Regions from separate parts of the Mus musculus genome. Here all the other regions are linked to region 3. A link is a loop called in an ENCODE intact Hi-C map of the cell type or tissue named here. Cell type or tissue: heart. All regions are shown on one strand.

Region 1 (5,000 bases), 460 kb before region 3:
CTCAGAGCTCCTTACTCGTGGAGCATTCTAGAGCCCTCTGGAAGGCATTCCTCACCTGCCGGGCTGACGTGCTTGAAAGAAGCAGCCGCTGGGATGTCTACTGCTCCTCTCAGCTCTGTCACCAGCTGCCAGGCGTTCAAAGCGTCACACAAGTTTATGAATCCTGGGGCTCCATTGAGAACTACACACGAAAACACACGTACACATTAACACGCAGGTTAAGAAAGGCTACATATATGTATGTCCCTTAAAAAGGGACACCTATAAGCTATACAACTTCAATGTGATTTTAGGCAAAAGTCACAAAAGTAATCAAAGGCTGGAGGTGGTGTGCACCTTTAGTCCCAGCAATGGGAAGGCAGAAGCAGGTGGATCTCTAGGAGTTCAAGGCCAGTCTGGTCTACAGATCGAGTTCTAGAATAGCCAGGGCTACATAATGAGTTCCTCAAGAACCATTCTCCGATACCCTCCTCTCCCGAAAGAAAAACTAATCAAGATGTAACAGATATCTACAAACACTTCAAAAGGATCAGAACACTTGGGTCATCTTCAAATTCCTCCTCCTACCTCACCCCCATCCCTGCAGAGTAGAAATACAACTGTAAGACTCAGCAACAATGACAAGACCGGGTATCAGCTGTGTCCATGTGAATAGCTTAAATAGTTATGAAAATGACAGTGACCGGATGTCATAAATCATAAACCTCAACTTAAAACAACAAGCCGACCAACCCTATCAGCTGTGGAACAAGCTCAGGTGCCATGGACAGGAGGAAGGACAGAAACAGTGTGTTTTCATCCTTTAGAAGCTGCAGGCTGGCCACGGTGGTGCTTCCATTTAATCCCAGCAGTCAGGAGGCAGGCGAGTCTCTCCAAGTTCTAAGCCAGTCTGGACTGCAGAGTTCCATGACAACACAGGAAAACCATTATCCAAAGGACAGACAGACAGACTGCAAGTGCAGCAGAGCTGAATGGTGTGTGCTTATCATCTCAACACTCGGGGATGAGAGAGATCCTGCCCAAAACATGTTCTCCAACAGAAAGAAAACCACAGCAGACCCCATGGAACTTAGATGTACAGGTTCAGAAGAACGGACAGAAGTCGGTGGGAAGCATTAAACTGGGATACCTTACAAGGCACCCAGCAAGCAGAGCAGAGCAGAGCAGAGCAGCTCTGCGCTCTTCTCTTCTCCAGCTCCTGCCTCTGTGGGTAGCTTGTCCAATCGTGAGTGGGAAGGTGAGCAGAGGAACAGTTGTCTAAAGACTCCCAGAATACTGGTTCCCCTCACATCATATTCTCAAGTGGGCCAGGAACTGGTCAGACACAACAGAAAGAGCTACAGCGAATGCCTCGTCTATTAGACAAACAGGCACCATCTCACTTCCAGTCGCAAGAAGGCAAAAGACAAAACAAAGACAGGAATCAAACACACACATGATTCCATCTTTATTCTTTGCTTCAGCTTTGTCCCAGACAAACAGGTGTGCTACCAAACCTTCAAACCACATAAAAACGCAAAACACTTTTTCTGTTGTTAAAAATAAGTGTCGGGAGACACACTGAATGAAGCTCTTCTAAGAAGCTGCTGTTTACATGCTCGGGACTCCTCTGCCTGAGCACAAGGGACACTTTTACCTTTCATAAGAATGTGCCTACGGCAGAGCAGTGAACTGCAAATCCCTGGGTGGGAGGGGTAAGAGGAGACTGTAATCCTCAAACTTCCTGCCCTGCTCTCCCCAGCCCTCTGGGCTGAGACAGGAAGAAAAGAAGCCAACGGGAACAGCTGCTTCCCAATGGAGCAGGGCGGCCTGCCTTGGGAGTGGATGAAGCTGTCCTAGCTCTCACCATGTGCTGCCCCCATGTCAGTTCTGGGGCTCCACACCCAGAGCTCTTCCCAGACTCCTCTCAGGGCAACAAAACAGGGCGAAACACCGACAATACCTCTATTATAGCTACAGAATGTCATGTATCGATTCCCTGGAGGTACAACTCTATTTTGGACACAGGACTTTAAAAGGGATGTGAAACAGCTGACCCTGCGGTTAAGCCCAGGAAGTCCCTGAAATCGACTAGATTTACTGGATCACTATAGAAGCTGTACAGACTGCTCAGACATTCTCAGACTAATTGAGCTACCTGGAAAGGACACTCTTTAACCTGTGGAGCTGCCTGCAGGCTGTGCAGTGTGCTCCAGGGTTGTCCCAGCTTTGTGAGCTATGTCATTTCTGCCCCTATAAATACGCTCTCACAAATATTCCTGTAAACAATCACAATCAACCACACTGGATCACCAGGTTTGACTTTGGTGGAATCTGTACCCTGGCCTGTCCCTGGCCCCTTCTCTGGAGTGAGTGGATATGTTCCAATTGCCCCAGGAACAGTATCACACAGCATAGACACAGTTTTAATTCTCAATACCCATCACTGTCACGTCTTTAAAAAAAAAAAAAAAGGTTGTCCTGTGTGCATGTGTGTGGGGAATAGGTATGAATATGGACAACTCTGGCCTGGGGTTGAACTCCAGTCACCAGGCTAACACAGCAAGAACTCTGCCCCTTCAGTGTTATTTAACTTCACACTTCTACGTTGGCCCACAACTACTGGCCTTTTAGGCCCAACAAGGAAATCACTTCTTGTAACATCTGTCAAACAGAGGGTGGCTCTCAACCCACTGAAACACACAACAGCTTCCTCGGCTGCTTTCTTCACTGCTTCCCGTTATATTATTATAGACGCACCACAGGCTCGTTCTGCTCCTCCTCTGGAAACCTCAGCAGCTGCACCCTGAAGTCTTCCAAAGCAGCCTTAAGATTTGTCATCTCTAACTCGGGCTTTGCCTGCCACCCAGGGCCTGGCGTTTGCCAGACAGTGAAGCTGCTGTACCACTCTGACACTTTCCATGCACCTCCATTCTGGGTGGTTCTAAGGCCTCCTAAGTAATTTACTCTTACATTCTGAATGAGAGCAACTTCAGATACAACAGAGAAAGCCAGGTGTCTACACAACAGGTACTTCTCATACTTTACCTGTGATGGGAAGTTTGGGCTTCAGCGTATACAACTGGGCAGGAGTCTGATGGGGGTTCATCCCATACCGCAAGGGCATCTGAGAAATTCCCTTACTGTACTGTTTCCTGAAGTAATCTGAAATTGCTTCATCGTATTGAGCGGTATGAGTGAATGCCTACAAAAAGTTGCATTTTGTGAGATACCAGGAATGTCTCCCAAGAACGCCTTTAGGTACAGCCTCAGCCGCCACCCCCCAACACATCCCAATTAACACTTTTTCTAATATTTGATTTCTCTGTGTTCAATGAAAGGACAGAAGGCAGAGTGTGGGAAGCTGACAGACATATTTAGCAGAACTGAGTGGTGCTTAGACTGACACACTTAGACTACATGGACACTGCTTTACAGTGTGACAGAAGTGTACCCACCTTCAAGGCCAAGTGGCGCCTGGTCTCTAGGGAGGTGTCCTTACTATCAGAGCCGTGCATCTCTGCAGCTACCCCCGCATAGTCCTCTGGTTCACAGACGACTGTCACTCGAGCGTGGTTTTTGGCTGCAGCTCTCAGTAATGTCACGCCACCTTTGAAGGACAAAATATGTTATTTTTCTTTGGCATTTTCCTATCAGTTGAAGAACATTCTTTCAAATAAAGTAACTGTGAATAGCACTACTACCTTAATTTTTACCTTAAAAAAAAACAAGGAGAAAATAGCTCATCGGAATTCCCCTTGTACACAAAGGTAGTTTATAAAATATTTTCTTTTTTCTTTTGGTTTTTCAAGACAGGGTTTCTCTGTGTAGCCCTGGCTGTCCTGGAACTCACTCTGTAGACCAGGCTGGCTCCAAACTCAGAAATCGGCCTGCCTCTGCCTCCCAAGTGCTGGGATTAAAGGCGTGTGCCACCACTGCCTGGCATAAAATATTTTCTAAGCTGGCAGTGGTAACACACAATCAAATTTGTGAACCTTGGAGACTAAGGCAGGAGGATTACTACAAGTGGATTTCAAGGCCAGTCTGGGCAATGCAGCAAACCCCTGTCTCCAAGACATGAAACAATACCAGAAACACTCAGTAATAAAAACAAAAGCAAAAGCAAGAGACGACTGTAATTCCGCCTGTTTTGAAGTGTTTACCTTACCAATATCAATTTGTTCAACAGCTGCCTCAACAGTTACATCTGGAGAAGCCACAGTCTTCACGAAGGGGTACAGGTTACAGACCACAACCCTGACAATGGAAGAAAATTAGCTGTCATTACAACACTGCAGCTTCATCACTTACAGCTATCTGGGAGAGAAGTCACTACAGATGTGATCAAGACCTGGGAAGATCTAGACCACAAACTGTAAGCCTGCTGATTTCAGATTCTTGTCTTACAGACTGCTTTTATGTGTACGAGGATTTGCCTGCACGTGTGTGTGACCTGCACGTAGTGCCCATGGAAGCCAGAAGAGAATCCATCAAAGTCATAAATAAACGGTTGTGAGCTGCTGGAACCTAAACCCGGGTCCTCTACAAGAACAGCGAGTGCTCCTGACTGCTGAGCCGCTTGTCCAGCCCCACCATTTTTAAATTCTTAGCAGTTATATTAAAAAGGTCAAGGCTCTTTGAGCATAGGATCAGCACACGCTCTGGAGATGGGATACATACATGCTCCTCCCAGACCCTCCTACAAGGCTGATGCTTGGCTAGTCTTACTATTACTCCCCAGACCACCCTTCAAGCATGATGGCTGATTAGCCTTAGCTAACTATAACTATTAAATCATTATTTTTTTTTTTTTTTTTGGCTGAGAGCGGTAGTAACCCAACACTCAGAGAATTTGGAGTTTGAGGTTAATTTGGGCTACATTAGTTAGACCCCCAACTCAGAACAAAATATTTTAAGAATAAATAAAAATTATAAGAGTACAGAAAAATCTCATTTTAGACTGTGATGTTTACCTAGGACATACACATTTCCACTATTTCCCCAAGAGATTGTATACATAA
Region 2 (5,000 bases), 450 kb before region 3:
TAATAAGATTTATTGCAACCTGTGATGCAGACATGCACTTCTGTGGCTATTACTGCTTAGAGGGTTTGCTATGCTAGGCAATTAAACAGAAGTCACATTTTTTTTTTTTGAGAAACAGTTACAGGGTAACACTGTATTCCAAGTGTGAACTACAGAAGTGTATAGTCAGACTGTACATAGAAACAACGCAATCTAGATTAGCTAAATTAGTTAGTAGGTCACGATCAAAAGCAATGTAGGAAAACAATCTGAACTTATCCTGTAGTGAGGAGTCAGATTATAAAGGGATCAATGGGAGAAGTAGACTCTTTTAAAATCTTTTTTTGGGGGCTTATGATTTATTTCTTCCTGTATCTTTTGAAACTATGAACTAAAATCTGTTATAAACTGAGGGATTACAACCCTCAACCACTTACCAGCATGGACCGCAGGGTGCAAGGTTTTCACGCGTCCCCCTAACATTTCAGGGAACCCTGTTAGCTCAGACACATCTCTGAAAACAGAGTAATAAAACAGTTACTGAATTATCACTTTCCAGGACTCAAAGCATCTCCCACCAAATCTACAAGAGGTTTTTTTTTCAAGTCCAACTTAAGCAAAGCTTTAAAAATTTTCACTGTGTTGGATTTCCTAAATGTTATTCATATACTGCAAAATGTTATATTTCCTAAATGATATGTTTTAGAAAATCAATTAGGTATTAAAGCACTGGCTTTACAATGTCCAGACTCTTAACAACCTTTAATTATGAAATTCAAGGGCAGTGGTGGCACACGTCTTTAATCCCATCACTCAGGAGGCAGGGGCAAGTGGATCTCTGTGAGTTCAAGCCCAGCCTGGTCTACAGATAAAGTTCCAGGACAACATAGGGAAACCATTGCCTGAAAAACCAAAAGCAAACAAACAAAGCAAAGAGATTCTACTGAGAATCATTTATAGTGAATTTAACAACAACAAAAACATTAAAAATATGTTTGGACTGGAAATATGGCTCAGGTGTACAAAGTTTGTCTCCCATGCACCAGGACCCGCATAAACAAACAAAAACACTTACTCTTTAACAGGACATAGTTCTAATTTCTAAAAGATATCCATACTCCAACTCACTCAAGGAGGAAGAGGCAGGAGGATCACAAGTTCAAGGCCAGCCTGGGCAACCTACAGAGACCCTGGCTCTAAGTTTTAAAAGTTTCTGAAGCAAAGCATAAAAAATGAACTAGGGATACAGCTCAGGAGTGGACTGGACATTGGGGTCAGTCTTCCATACCACCAAAAGAATACGAGAAGGCGTAACGGGGCAAGCAAATACTGGGCAGTGGCGTGGAAATATGAATGACCATCTGAGAAACATTTAAACTAGGCGATAGACAATGCAAGAACTCCTCGTACTTCATCGTAAATGCCACAGCAACAATGGCCTACCCATACCAGCTCCACAGTAACTCAACTGCACCTCACAGGAGCCTACTTGTCTGCTGTCCCTGATGCTCCGGACTCCCATAAGTCACAAGAGAATCCACTGAAGACATTTACTAAGTAAAGGCATTCTTGCTGTCTGAAGCTGTCAAATGTACAGGGGTTATGTACTGCTTACACAAACAAGAGTTATGAAGAGGTGAATAATTTACCTCTATAGGGATTCTCCACAAACCAAGAGTTATAATGGCAATGAAAACAGCCAGGGAACTAAGGTCTTTTTCCTTTTCTACCTTCCAGACCTTCAGGGTCATCTCCTGACATCTCTTGTCAAACCCTTCCCACTGTTAGTCAGGAGATGAGTGTGATCGAGCCACTGGTACTTTCTGATGGGTGAGGCTATGAAGAGGGAGATACAGATCTTCAAAGATGTTACAGTCTAACTGTGCAACCAGTCAAAGCCAGGCCATGGAACCTGAACATTCGTGTTTATTCTGCATAACACATGGCCCTCCGAAGTTAATTTGTTTGCAAACAGTGGCTGGGTGCTAGGACTCTAAAACTCAAGGCTCCCTAGTTCTAACCTAACTTCTCCCTGTGTTTTGTCAGTTTTTTGCATGGCTTTCTGGTGAATATGGTCACAACGTTTTTCTCCCTTTAACGCTACCTACTGCCTTACCTGACTGCCAGGCCAGCATCCCTGATCGCTTTTGCCGTGCCTCCGGAAGCGACCAGACTCAAACCAAGAGACGCGAGACTTCTGGCAAATTCCACGAGGCCAGTTTTGTCAGACACACTGAACAGGGCTGAAAGAGAAGGCAGTTCTCATTACTCGCGGCTTCTGGCACCGAGATCTCCCGGGGAGGACTCCTGGGAAGGGGACTCATGCAACTGCAGGCCCAGGGCCCAGCACTGGGGACACCCAGCCTGCAGGCCGGGCCCGGGGCCTCCCCAGCTCGGCCAGCGGCATGAGTGGGTGGCGGGGATGGTGCAGGCAGGACCCCTATGATGCATCGCGAGGGCCTCACCAAGCTGAGACGGAGCCATGCTGCGTTGGGTCGCGGAGTCAAGGGACGGACAGGCCACGTGCGTAGGCAGGCAGGCCGGACCCCGCGGTTCAGGAAGCAGTGGGCAGGGCGTGTCGACCCCACGTGACCCCGAGGTCCCGCCCCTCCTCCAGTGAGCTGCAGCCTAGGGTGGAAGGCGCCGCTGGGCGGGGCGGCTGCTAACTCCGGAGCCTGGGATCTGTAGCCGCGGGCTTCCTCTTTCCGAACCCAGATCTGGGCGTGGGGACTCGCGGTTCGCGCGCATCTGGGGTGCTGCTGCTGAGGTCCCGGGAGGTGGGGCCGCGGCGGCTGGAGCACTGATTGGGGGAAACTAGCGAGAGGACTAAACAGACCCTGTCTGACGATGTCAGAAAGGATTAGAGAAGCCTTCTGCTATGGTCTCCCTTTTACAGGTCTGGGAGACCTACGCATGAAGTCATTGCCTCCACAGTTGAGAGCCCCAAAGAAGTAAAATGACCGTCATTTGAAGTTTTTCATACCACATTATAAAATGGCCTGGAATTTACATCAAGATCACCATGTGTAAAATGCTCTTTTCCTTCAAGCCCAGGTGGCAGGAGTAAAGGTTTCAAGACTTAAGTTATTAAAAATAGGAATAGCAAAATTGAGCTCATCTGCTTCTTTTTAATAAAAGTGACACCTTTGGCACAAAATAAACATATCTTGCTGTATACACAGCCCTATTTTTTTTTTTTTTCCGAGACAGGGTTTCTCTATGTATTCCTGGCTGTCCTGGAACTCACTCTGTAACCAGGCTGGCTTCGAACTCAGAAATCAGCCTGCCTCTGCCTCCCAAGTGCTGGGATTAAAGGCATGTGCCACCACTGCCCGGCTAACAGCCCTATTTTTAACATTAATGTTTAGAATTAATTTTTTGATTATGTTTTCTTTTGTAATGTTCTTTAATACAATTCCAAAAAAGAACTTAAAAATTCTATAAAGGAGCCTAAAATTGTACAATTCTATAGAAAGCTTAGCTTTTTATTTCCAGTCTAGTCTCCCAATCTGTGCAAAGTCCATTTTCCTATTATTTGGATGCTAGTCTGCTTCTTGTCTTTCCTCTCTAATAGTCCAATCTCTTTTTCCTTCTCCAAATATCTATTGATCAAATATCTATCTCATTTTTCTGACCTCAGAACGTGTTAACTCCTTGCTCTGAACACCTCTCATGTTTCTAAGGAAGATATATTAGGATCATGAGAGTGTCTTCAGGATGTGTTCACAACTTTCAATGTACAGAGGTGAACAAGGTTCAGAAAGATCATTGCAAGTTTGGAGCTAGTTTGGTCCACACTTTAAGTCCCATACCTGCCAAAGAAACAGCAAGACCTTGTCTCAAAAATGTTAAACAAACAACAAAAGGTGACAGATATTAGAATAATTAGTTCCACGCATATAAGATTGTAATCAGCCTTTAGTTAGCTACTATAAGAGGGTATGAAATAGTCAAAATTCAGGAAGAACAAGTGAGTGGCTCAGTGGGCAAAGGTGTTTCCAAGAAATATTTCTCTTTATCTTATCTTTAAAATTTTATTTTAAGTATATGGGTGTTTTGCCTGCGTGAAGGTTTGTTTACATGTGTGAGCCTGGTGCTCCTGGACTTCCAGGGGACTTCCCTGGCCAACCACATTAGATTTCTACAGGAACTAGAAAGCAGAGAAAGCAATAAACAATAAAAGGAAATAAACAGCGCTTAGACACTAGACATTTTCCACATTGAAAAAATAATACATAGGCAAATATTTAGCCCTTTCTCCCGGACATAAAGAAGGAAAGCTATGACCTCCTTACCTGCCCAGGAGCTCAACTTGGGAAGAAAGTGCAGACACATACCCTGGGGCAGTAAGAAAACACCAGTTAAAAACAAACAAACAAACAAACAAACAAAAACCAAGGTATTAAACTGAATTAACTAGGGCTTCTGGTAACAGGGCAAGACACATTCCTTTCTTTTATTTAAAGCTATTTACAGTGATTAGCCTTGATTCCATTCTCTCATAGTTTTAGAATACAGACTTGGTGCTTGTTTCATGTTAGTAACAGGAAGAAAAAATGAGTTCTGTTTTTAGTTGTTTGATCACCCTGGACAAAGTCACTTCCTTAGGGCAATCTTCCTTGCCTTTCTTATAACACTGGTACAGTAATTGTTCTGTAGCCCTGACCAGCCTGTAAGACACCAATCGAGTAATCTATTGAAAGAACAAATTGTGAACTGACTGGCAAACAATAGCATACAAGTATACCTCCCCCATTCATTCTCTTGGAACAGTTGACCTCTCGGATATGTTTCTAAGCTTCTGACCACGTCCTTGAAGATGCCGATGGAAAGCAAGCTAGAATCTTAGAAGTGAGAGATCCAGCCTCGAGGACGAGCTGATCAATCACTAGCTGCTATTCCAGACATACCGACAATGAAAGTAGGTCTATTCTATCCTATCCTATAATGATGACATTGTCATAGCTTCTTATTTCATACCCGGTCCAAAGGAAGCTTGAGAGCCCTGAGTCACGGGAGCA
Region 3 (5,000 bases):
GGTTGGTTCTCACCGTGGGGCTGCTCACTTTTTGCACTCTTACAAGACAGAACATGAGATAATTCTTCCTCGGCTGATGATTATGGTGGTTTCTGTGGTTCCTAGAGATAAGAGGAGAGAGACTACGAGCCCAAATCACCATGGGCAAACTAGTTAAAGCAAGCAAGGAATTAAGCAAGCATTTGTACTCCCTCCATGGGCTCCCTCCCCCTAAGGTAGGGCTTGAGAGGTCAGCTTACAGGGGAGGAAGACAAGGGTTTTATAGCTCAGGGGTAGGGGCTTTTCAAATGGGAGATTTGGGAAGAAAAGTAGGTGGAGTTTACAGGGGCAGAAAATAAGCCTACCACATCAGTCATAATGACCTCCTGAAACAAAGACATGATTGCAAGGTGATCATAAAGGAGACATAACAACAGGTAGTCAGTTATAACAACCTTGTGAAACAGAGGTAGGGTTCCAAGGTGGTTATAACTTTTTGAAACAAAAACATGATTCCTGATTCCTGGAACAGCCAGTACAGAACCATTTGTAAGTAAGGTTGCAGGTTGGGCATAGCCCAATCCTTGAGAAATGGAATATTAATCATAATCAGGAATGAACTTGGTTTGTTTTTACTGTAAGATGATGGCTTTCAAGCCTAAGATGGAGGCAGGCTGGTTCATCAGTTCCATCCTCAAAATCTCATATAAACCTAAGTGCTTTCATAAGTCCCTGCCTCCAAATGCTGTCTCATTAGGGGCTAGAGCTTCCATTCATGAACTTGGGGTGAAAGGAAATAAAACTTGAGACATGTGATTCATGTAATTTATGTCAAATAGCCCAAAGAGTTGTTTGTGAGCTTTGAAACCTGGGGCTGAGAACATAGCAGAATAGGCCAGGACATGCCCGGGTAGGCCCGTCGTCATATGTCCTGACTGTCCTAGTGCCTCCCTATCTCCCACCCTTCTGACAGTCTGTTGGTGTTTAAATGGACCAATCATGTGAAACCGAGCCAATTCCTCCCCCAGCCCCATCCCTTTTCTATAAAAACCCCTAGCTTCCAAGTGTCGGGGTCGAAACCACTGTCTCCTGAGTGAGATACGTTTTGAACCGGAGCTCTGCCATTATGACTCCACCATGTGGTCGACACCTCTGTCTCCTGCGGGAGATATGTGTTGGCCCGGAGCTCCGTCATTAAACTACCTCATGCTTTTACATCAAGATGGTCGTCTTTTCTTGATTCTTGGGTGCGCGCTGAACAAAAATTGAGTGGGGGTTTCCCCACTAGGTTCTTTCAGGGGCAGACACATTGGTTCAGTCCCACACTGAATTTAGCCTCAAGTTGTAGTATTCATAGGAGGCTTGAGTCAGATAATTAAGTGAAGCACTTGCGATATATAAGAGTCCAAGAACTCAAACTCTCAGCTCTATTTAGAGCTTTATATTACATGTCCACCCTGGTTCTATAAATGCTCATATAAATGTGCATGCTATGAACTGTGAGGTTAAAAGTACCTGAGAGACTCTACATTCAGGATCAGGAAAACCTTTCAAGCATTGATGTTTGAGCTGAGATCTGAAGGAGTACTGCCTAAGAGGAAAATTCCAGGTTCCAAAGTGAATCTTTGTGTAAAAGCCCAGAGGCAGCTGGACCTAGGCTTTTGATGAAGAAAAGCTCCACGGGAGAATAATGGCATGCTTTCCCAGGTTGGCATAGGCCTCATATCTCATCAAAGAAATAGCTTTAGAGTTTTATTTGTTTGTTTGTTTGTTTATTTATTTGAGATAGGGTTTGTCTTGACTGTCTCAGAACTCTGTTGACTAGGCTGGCTTTGAACTCAGAGATCCACCTGCTCTTCCCCCCCCCTCCCCCCATTTCCATGCCTCTAGTGCTGGGATTAAAGGACCTTCCAGGCCTTTCCACCTTTAGAGTTTAATCAGGGTAGTGCCAAGACTAATTTTGTGTTTGGTAATGTCTTGTATATCTTTAGTGAGGCCTAAGGATGGGAGGCAATCTAGGCAGATGTGTGGATTCCAGTAAGAAGGAACAACTTTAAGGTAAACAGAGGCAGCTGGGGCGGTTAAGCAGAGACAGAGAAATAAAAGGGGATATGCAAGAATGTGTTCATAGGTTGGAAGCTGTGGAGAGGGCGGGCTGTGCTTGCCCAGTGTTAATATTCAGATCCGCAGGAGGGTCTATGGATTTGGCTGGTAGAATACTTCTAGCATAAAGGAGGCTCTAAACTCAGTTCAGCACCATGTAAGCTGGGCGTGGTGGTGCATATCTGTAATCCCCTATCGCGCAGAGGTGGAGGATCGCAAACTGAGAAGTTCAAGGTCACCCTTAGCTTCACAGTTTAAGCTAGGTTGGCAAACAGACGCCGTTTCAAAAAAAAAAAAAAAAAAAAAATCCCCGGGGAGGGTAGACCCTCTAGCAAACAAAAACGTTTTATGCAGTTTATCATATTTTAAAAGCACACCAGAACTTCTAAGAGATGCCCTTGGTCGGATATTTACAGCTAGTTAAAAAGTGAAATTGAAACTTAGTATTTAGCGGATTCTTATATCCTACAGCAAGGAGAAAAAGAGAACTTTCTTATATAAAGGGTAGTACTTTTATTGTCATGGGAAAAGCTTGTCCAAGTTCAACAGTAGCTTGAATGCCACTCTTTGTAGATGGCTTCAGCGGCAAGCTCCTGAGGCTATGGGAGGGTTAGAATCCAACTTCTAGGTAAGCACAGTTTCAGTAAACTGAGAGGGGGTGGGAATGAAACCCATGGGGAGCCCCGCCTCTTTGAAGGCGTGGCCTGAGGCCCCGCCGCTCAGTTTCCCGCTCAGGAAGTTTGAGCGCGCTATACCCCGCCTCCTAGGGCCACAGGCCTAGGTGACTTCTCCCCACGCCTCCTCAACCCCGCGCCTTGGCACTTTGGTTTCCGCGGTCCGCCCTACACCTCCTGAGGGCGTGGCCTCTCAAGCCTCGCCTCTCCATTTCCGGAACTTGGACCGCATTACTAAAGCCCCGCCCTCAGGCCTTGAGGGCGTGGCCTAAAGCCGGGTCCTTCCATCTCTGAGTTTTACCGCGTTTCAGCCTCCGAGCCGGAGGCGTCCGACCAATTCAGAGACTCCGCACGCAGCAGGATCCGGCGGTGACCAGCGGGGTGCGGCGCTAGAGCAAACCTGACCTCCCCTCCTCTGTGGGAATGCCACGCCGGCCGCCGAGGGTCTGCTCTGGGAACCAGCCTGCTCCCGTGCCCGCCATGGAGCCGGCTACCGACGGGCTTTGGGCCCACAGCCGCGCGGCGCTTGCCCGCCTGGAGAAGCTGCTGCGCTGCTCCCGCTGGTAAGGACCGGCCTGGCGACCTAGTGTCGTCTGTCCCTCCGTGTCCCACTCCTGAGTTTTCTGAGTGGCTTCCCAGCCACCTGCAACGAAGATGACTCAAACGGCACTTTTCGAATTTTCGCGGGAGAACTGCCTTCGGGGCGTGGCTCAAAGCGCAGCTCGTTGGTCACTCCCCGAAGGTGACGCTCGGAGCTGAGCCGAGCTAGTGCTGCTGGGGTCCTGGAGTTCGGTCCTCTGGGAGCGTGGTCCCGTGGTTGCGTGCGGGGCACAACAGCCCCTGTGAGGCTGACCTTTTGGTCCTTTCTCTAGTAGCAGGCTCGGCGTGGGGAATGGGAGGCTAGGGACCTGGTGACCGGTAGTTTGGCGATGGCAGTTTGTTGAGCATCGCAATTTTAACTTAGTTAGATTATGGCCCTGTACCACTGATCCTCCAACATGCCCTCTCTTGGATTTTATTCAGTCTGAAATGCACTCCTAAGTGGTACTTTCTTACCTGAGGCTGTTTATCGAATACTACCAAGAAATATACTTCTTTCCCCTTTTTTCTCTTTGGCAGTAGCGAATGTTAAGCCTTCAGTCTTTACTACAAATACAGTGTTAACTGCAACTTTTTTTTTTTTTTTTAAAGTTAACTGGCAACAAACTTTGCACTTACGTTAAATTATTCTTTTTTTTTTTTTTTTTTTTTTTTTTTTACAAACTCTTAGTATTTGAAAGAATGGCATTGTATTTCTTAGGAGAGTGGCGATTCTGTTAACATGAACACGTTCTGAGTTCTGCTTGTGTTTTCCTAAAGCATACGGATCATCCTGGGTGTAGACATACATCGGAAACTCAACTTCTAGTTGCAGTAGCAGGCCAGTGATGACGCACATGTTGGATCTCAATCTGTGGGTCGCGACCACTGGGACACACATTTAGGTCTTAGGAACGGAGACCCAGCTTAGTAGCAAAATTACAGTTATGAAGTAGCAAAGAAAAGAATGGTATGGTTTAGGGTCACCACAACGTTTGGAACTATATTGAAGGGGTTGTAGCATCAGGGAAGGTTGAGACCCAACCACTGCTTTAAATAGTTGAACCACAGTTAAACTCAGATGGAAACACATATTCTTCCACTTAGAATGTGTCAGACCACATGAGTTCAGGTTCCAGCCACATCTTTGGTCTTCTCTGTACCTCAGTAATAATGGTTTGCTCATTCACATATTAATTTGCTAATATTGAGATTTGATAATAAACATGTAATGAATACATACCAAACAGTGTTCCGAGTATGGAGAGCCCATTCGTGAGCAAAGCTTCCTTCCCAATGTTTCTGTAACCCTGCCTCAGGGATCCCAAGAAAAAATTAAATACATGTAAGTTGTTTCCTGTGGTGACTATCCAAAATGGACACAAAAAGATGTGATGAGAAAATGATTTAGTCTGCTTGCTGAGCCATTTGGAAGAGACTAACTAGATAAAGTAATATGAATAATCTGTAGGTTGTCCTAAAATTAAACAACCAGTTTCCCTTTTTACCAACTGCCAGCTCTTTTAAACTAAGCGAGCTAGCTTACCGTAAGAGTCAAGGGCCTGAAGATAATAGTAATTAGGCTCAGGCTGTACTATGCCACATCCAGTTGTCCAGAGAATATGAGGTTCCTGTGGTCTTGTTTTTCTTTTTTTCAGTTTATTA

What was found. A loop is a pair of places that touch in the nucleus more often than their neighbours do. Peaks named below come from ENCODE experiments on the same cell type or tissue, not always from the same donor. Only the 100,000 strongest peaks of a DNase experiment are listed, where the experiment ranks them.
Region 1: it touches region 3 in a loop (2.5-fold over the local background); 9 of 42 quality-filtered maps call a loop at or near these places.
Region 2: a loop joins it to region 3, with 3.0 times the contacts of the local background. A loop is called at or near these places in 9 of 42 quality-filtered maps.

What each region holds. Positions count from the first base shown.
Region 1 is chr1:71,562,995-71,567,994 of GRCm38, reverse strand. Atic (5-aminoimidazole-4-carboxamide ribonucleotide formyltransferase/IMP cyclohydrolase) reads right to left here. Exons shown (of 16, transcript NM_026195.3): 5 at 4,148-4,236; 6 at 3,438-3,589; 7 at 3,028-3,184; 8 at 56-181. Among named protein-coding and RNA genes, the nearest start is that of Atic, 8.3 kb to the right of the region's middle. In heart, no CTCF peak of the experiment used is centred here; no DNase peak of the experiment used is centred here.
Region 2 is chr1:71,554,719-71,559,718 of GRCm38, reverse strand. It overlaps Atic (5-aminoimidazole-4-carboxamide ribonucleotide formyltransferase/IMP cyclohydrolase), which reads right to left and starts at 2,563. Exons shown (of 16, transcript NM_026195.3): 1 at 2,445-2,563; 2 at 2,096-2,222; 3 at 417-493. The coding sequence starts at 2,463. In heart, a CTCF peak has its summit at 2,609; a DNase peak (open chromatin) is centred at 2,598; H3K4me3 peaks cover 2,051 bases; H3K27ac peaks cover 1,388 bases.
Region 3 is chr1:71,100,987-71,105,986 of GRCm38, reverse strand. It overlaps Bard1 (BRCA1 associated RING domain 1), which reads left to right and starts at 3,015. Exons shown (of 11, transcript NM_007525.3): 1 at 3,015-3,319. The coding sequence starts at 3,180. In heart, no CTCF peak of the experiment used is centred here; DNase peaks (open chromatin) are centred at 2,926 and 3,456; H3K4me3 peaks cover 2,912 bases; H3K27ac peaks cover 2,610 bases.